Regions from separate parts of the Homo sapiens genome. Here region 1 is linked to region 2. A link is a loop called in an ENCODE intact Hi-C map of the cell type or tissue named here. Cell type or tissue: B cell. All regions are shown on one strand. Links, peaks and the distances in the headings refer to the core of each region. The heading gives the core; the rest is flanking DNA.

Region 1 (2,911 bases), core at 273-2,772, 320 kb after region 2:
GTCAATCACCCCCACAGCCCAAGTGAATGGAAAGATGTGAAGAGAACCTATAGGCCTTTATGTTGGAGCTGGGAGGAGTGGCAGTAAATACTGAAAGGCTTTTGCATTTGAATGAGCTAAACCCTCCCACCCTGCCATCCTTGGGAAAGTAAAGGCCTTTCAGCTCTGTCTCCTAGAGCACGTTGCCCCTCCCAGGCCCTCCAGACATTGGCCTGCCAATATCTTAGAAACACCCTCCTTCCTCACTTTGATTCTTCCCTCCACCCCAGCCCCAGTGACATAGCTGCTGTTTAAACTTAATTGATCCGGGGCAGCTGGGCACCTTAGCAGCAGTGAGCATTTGTGAGCCCACTCCTTCTCTCTTGGCCCCAGGGGAGTGGTTCTGTCCACCCTACACTCCGGGAAGACCAAGGCACCCAGGCAGAACCTAGAGACCAGTGAATTCCCAGCCAAAGGCAGCACTGAGCCAGATGGTCTGTGTAATTTCGTCAAACCTTTGGGAGTCTGCTAACAGCGACCTCACTTTGCCATAGTCCATTCACCCCCAAGGTCTTGTCTTTTCTGGAACAACAGCCATGACATATACATTAATTAGAACCAGTAATCAGATTACTTTTTGGGTAAGAGGTGAAACAAGAAAGTAAGCTGATAAAAGGAGTTGATCACTCCCAGACTATGACCTGGAGTCATACATTTTCAGACCAGCTACTCACACCTGCTCCGTGTACTTGTAGACTACTTCAGCTTCAGGACTTCAGGGCAGGCAGACTGCCAGTTATCAGGGTTTAGGAGATTTGTCCCACCTTGACCTTGCTGTTACTGACCATGGGTTCTTGGGCTTTTGGTGCAATAGAAATGAGGCGAAAAGAGTCTTCCCAGACAAGGCTTCATTGGCGCTTACGCCAGGGCATAAGGTAGAGAGAGAGAGAATTCCCTGACTGACCCTCTGAAAACAGCCGATTGGGATTTTTTTTTTTTTTTAATTGACACAGGGTCTTGCTCTGTGTTGCCCAGGCTAGAGTGCAGTGGCACGATCACGGCTCACTGCAGCCTCTACCTCCTGGACCCAGGTGATCCTCCCACCTCACCCTCCCAAGTAGCTGGGGCTACAGGCATGTGCCACCATGCCCAGCTAAGTTATGTATTTTTAGTAGAGATGGGGTTTCCTCCATGTTGCCCAGGCTGGTCTCAAACTCCTGAGGTCAAGCCATCCACCCGCCTCAGCCTCCCAAAGTGCTGGGATTACAGGCATGAACCACCGTGTCCGTCCCCAGTTGGGATTTTTTTTATTAGGCGAAGTACAGGAATTGATATCAGGGTAGGGTATGCAGGCTGGGCTGGGCAACGCATGTGAGGGTTAGGGTATGCAAGTCAATGTATCTGGTTGTGATGATTATCTTGAGTCATGGGCCACCTGGTGGTCTAGCCGGCAACAACAAGGCTATAAATCAGTTGTTCAGCATTCCTTCCTGAGGTGGGACACTCCGCAACCTTGGTTCCATATTTTGGATCTCTTCAGTCCAGTTCCTGGAATTCTTTAAGTAAAAAGCATGGTTAAACATTATGAGAGCACCGAAGAACAATATAGAATGGCTCTTTTCTTTGTATGACTAAAGCCTTGGGGTGAGTGGGTATGGTGTCAGTGAGGTAGTGGTGTGGGTCTCATGGTCAGTGGGAATGCATGAAAGAATGCTCTTCTGCGGGTAGCTGAAGCCAGGCCACATTCCTGCTCTGTCACACTGCTCTGAAACACAGCCCAAGGAGGAGGATGCATCCGAGCTGCACCTAGGCCTCTGCCTCCATCCTATACTTTTTCTCCCTGATCTAGTGAACTTGCATGGTTTTTAGGTATTGGTCTTGGTATGATAGGGCTGTCATAACAAAATGAAACAGCCTGGGTGGGTTCAACAACCAAAGTTTATTTTCTCATGATTCTGGAAGCTGGAGGTCCAAGATTAAGGTGCCAGCAAGTTTGGTTTCTCCTGAGGCCCCTTCTTGGCTTGCAGATGGCTGCCCTCTTGCCGCCTCTTCATGTGATCCACCCTCTGGACTTGTGCCATTGTCGTCCCTTCCTTTTCTTAAGGACACCTATCCTATTGGATTAGGGCCCCATCCTAATGGCCTCATTTTAACTTAGTCACCTCTTCAAAGACTTTCTCTCCAAATGTGCTTATATTCTCGGGTACTAGGGATTAAGACATCAACATATGAAGTCTGAAGTGGAGAAATTTAACCCATAACACCAATCTGCCAAGCCTGGTCCTGCCTCAGCATCAGAACATTGCAGGAACCTCCATGGGGTACAGATTCATCTGTGAGTTTATTCCCCTCATGCATCAGTTTATAGAACCAGGCGCCATCTCTGTGTGGGTGCATAGTCAAAGGAAATGCAATGAGAGAAAGATAGGAATATGTTTAAAAGTCATCAGTGGCTATGAAAGTCTGAATTAGCTTTCATATGGCTTATGATGATTCTCAGGTGACTGTGGCAGCTCACCTGTCTCGAGAGAGACTCTTATTAGGGGTAGGTTGAGTAAGGGAAGCTTGTGGACCAGTAGGCTCCAGAAACTATGTCAGGAATTGTTACCTTCCCTTCTGGGCCCCTTCACTCCCACCTCCTTTCTGGGCCAACTCCCTGATCTGTTAATAGATTCATTGGCATAAACCTCTCAGTGTCTTGCCAACAATTACATATAGATACAGACGGTGTCTGACTTACAATGGTTCGACTTATGATTTTTTGGTTTCAAGATGGTACAGAAGTGACATGCATTCCATAGAAACTGTACTTTAAGTACCCATGTAACCATTCTGTTTTTCATTTTCAATATGATATGCAATACATTACATGAGATATTCAACACTTTATTATAAAATAGGCTTCGTGTTAGGGCATTCTGCCCGACTGTAG
Region 2 (2,911 bases), core at 297-2,796:
AGACCCATCTCTTGATGGAGCTAATAGCAAAATCACATTGCAAAGGAGCATGCATAAAGAGCAAGCAGGGAGGAATTTGCGGCTTTTCTTTCTTTTTTGTTTGTTTTGGCTACCTATCTTAATCATATTTTGCCTTGGTAGAATTTCTTACAAAAATATATCGTGGCTGTCATGAGAATGTGCCTGGAAGACCTTTAACCATGAGAGCATAACTGACCATCGGCCTCAGCTGCTGGGCTCTGAAATCCATCACTGTGTTTGTGGTGAGGCCACGTACCAACAACTGGTCATGGCAAAGATACTAAGGCTCATTCCTGTCCTATGTCAGTTGACACTGGCTCCAGGACCCCCAATGCCCTAGCTGAACACTCCTTAACTGCATGGCAGCCTAGAATATGTCCAACTACCTTTTCTCCCTCTTTCCTTCACTCAGATCAGCCTTGCATCATGATCTGATGACTTGCCCAGCCTTGTCCATCTCTCTCCCCATTTTCTGCCACAGGCATCTCCCCTAATAATAGCCTTGCACATTTAATCCCATCTTAGCATCTGGTTCTTGGAGCATACACTTCTCTCTGCAACCAAACTCTGTTCCCTTCTTTGTTCCACATCCTCTTTTCATGGCAGATAAAATCAGCTCTGGGCTCAGTGCATACGGAGCAAAGTCTGACAGCAAGAATGGTCATGGGCCACTGAGGATAACAGGTTTGCTTGCTGGAGCGTGTAATGGAGTCTCCACGATGCCTCATTGGCAAAGATCACCTCTGTATTTCAGCAGGATTGGAGTCTGAACATTCCTGCCTTGATTGCACAATGTCATGGTTTCATTCATAGGGACTTAGAAGAGACACCACTTATTAAACACCAACTGCATGCTGTATCATACCAAGCACTTTAAAAACACTATCTCTAATTTCCTCATCTCAGAGAGGTTTGTATTCTTGTCCCCACTGCACAGGGGAAGAAAGAGTGGTTCCGAGCATTTTCAAGGCCTGTCCAGGAAAGTGGATGTATCCAGACTTGATCCTCTGCAGTGTTAGAGTCACTGTAAACTTTAACTTCCATGCATAAGTATCCAGGCTCACAGATGGTTTGGGGATCTAAGCCTTGATTTCAACTCTGCAGAAGCCAGGAGATTGCATCATTTAAAGAATCCAAGGTCCCGAAGCCAGACATTTCAGGCACTCCAACAGAGGCCTCCTCACTTGGCCCTCCAGGGCTGCTTGGCCTGTTCTCTCATTCGTCCCTGACAGTTGGTATTCTTCCCCTAAACGCCTAACTTGGAAAGCCACTCCCCTCATTCAGCAATCCCTGCCTCAAAAGCGAGCTGCCCTCGCTCCCAGCCATCAGACCATGTTTCTCTCCCCATGCAAAGTTGACTGTGTCCAGCCCATTCTGAATCAGCCAAACTGCTCCGCCTCTTGCTCACAAACAGCTTGCAAAGCGCTTTCACTGAATCGCCTGACAATTTACAACCAGAGCGGGGGTTGTCACGTGCCTCGGATGCCTCCGTCGGGCCCTGGGCTCATTCATCATCAGCCTGGGAAAGCCTCAGGGGCCACGGTACGAAAGGCTGGGAGCCTGCAGGAGCCCGCGCGGGCAGCAGGGGGCGCCCGCCTCCTCCACGCCGCCCTCCTCCCTGCGGGAGCACAGCACACCGCCTCCAGCAGCCGCGCTGACCTCACCCGCTCTGCCACCTGCTCTCAAGAACTCCACAGCAGAGACCGCGCCCACAGCCTCCAAGGAAGGAACAAACATTCAAGAGCAAGTGTCAGAGACTGTGGCAGAACCATGCCATTGTCACTTTGTTCTGTTTTGACCTGCTTGCGTGCTTGGCTTTGACATAGTTGGACTGGAGAAGGTATAAGGCTGGGAGGATGGCGGGTGCTGCAGGTCAGGGCTTCTCAGCCCTCTCCGCACCCGCCCTTATGCAGCCTTGGGACGCGAGGCTGGGCTTTAGGCTGAAGACCTCCGCCCCTGGAACTGCAGAGGAGGGGTCCCTTTCGTTGCCCTTCCTCACATCTTGGCGTTCATAGGGTGGCTGAGAGTTCCTCCCGCTAGAAGAGCCCAAAGAGGGAACTTGAGCCTTGGTTAGATTATCTTCAGTAATAAATGCAGTTAGTCCAGCTACGGATTTCACATTGGCCTTCAGGGCTAATCTGGAGGGAAGATTATCAAGTGCAGGACTCTGTTTGGTCTTGCCTGGACAGTCTAGGATATTCGAATTGCAGTTTCACCAGCTAATATGGAACACAGTCTGCAAACTGTCCTCCCATACTCCAGGGGACTCTGGACTGCAGGAAGCCAAATATACAATTAACAGATATGCACTGAAGAGAGAAAATGGACAAGGAAGATTTGAGACAGCACAGCCCTCTCCAGGCATTCTCACTTCTTAACCTTCACCCCCTACCTCTTAGGGCAGAGGAACAAGGAAGAGCAGGAGGGCAGAAGAGGGCAGGAGCTTCCCAGGATGTACTGGAACCACCCAAGAGTTCTAGCACAGATTTAAAATGTCAAAGAAAGTGTAAGTGTGATGCTGCAAATTGTCTCCACTCCATCCCCTGGGCCCAGACATCTCTCAATTTATGCACGTAAAGGTGTGGAAGTCACAATCCTAACTACCCATGCAGCTGTCCCCACCCATCTAATGGACTTGTAGGGCTTAGGTTGGGATAGGAACCTACTACATGCTTAAGATTGTGACTGACGTTATTGGGGTGTCAGCAGGAAGCAGCTGGTGAATTAGGATCATTCTAGGAGGGGTCAGTAAAGGGACTATGAAGAAGGTGCTCACAGAGTATATGGAAATCTCATCAGATGGTGCAATATCTCAGGGCTCGTGAGAGTGAAGCACCCTTACCACCACTAGGCCCAGGGAAGCCAGTGGAGGAAGCAGGTCCTGCGACAG

Evidence for each region. A loop is a pair of places that touch in the nucleus more often than their neighbours do. Peaks named below come from ENCODE experiments on the same cell type or tissue, not always from the same donor. Only the 100,000 strongest peaks of a DNase experiment are listed, where the experiment ranks them.
Region 1: a loop joins it to region 2, with 18 times the contacts of the local background. A loop is called at or near these places in 4 of 110 quality-filtered maps.

The regions. Positions count from the first base shown.
Region 1 is chr7:105,686,619-105,689,529 of GRCh38, reverse strand. All of the region lies in intron 3 of ATXN7L1 (ataxin 7 like 1), which reads left to right. Among named protein-coding and RNA genes, the nearest start is that of EFCAB10, 110 kb to the right of the region's middle. RefSeq lists enhancers at 1-280, 281-956. In B cell, for the core only: a CTCF peak has its summit at 1,431 (motif pointing left); a DNase peak (open chromatin) is centred at 1,389; H3K27ac peaks cover 426 bases.
Region 2 is chr7:106,008,358-106,011,268 of GRCh38, reverse strand. The region is part of intron 8 of CDHR3 (cadherin related family member 3); the gene reads right to left. Among named protein-coding and RNA genes, the nearest start is that of CDHR3, 47 kb to the right of the region's middle. RefSeq lists a silencer at 1,519-1,708. In B cell, for the core only: CTCF peaks have their summits at 1,403 and 1,613 (motif pointing right); a DNase peak (open chromatin) is centred at 1,648.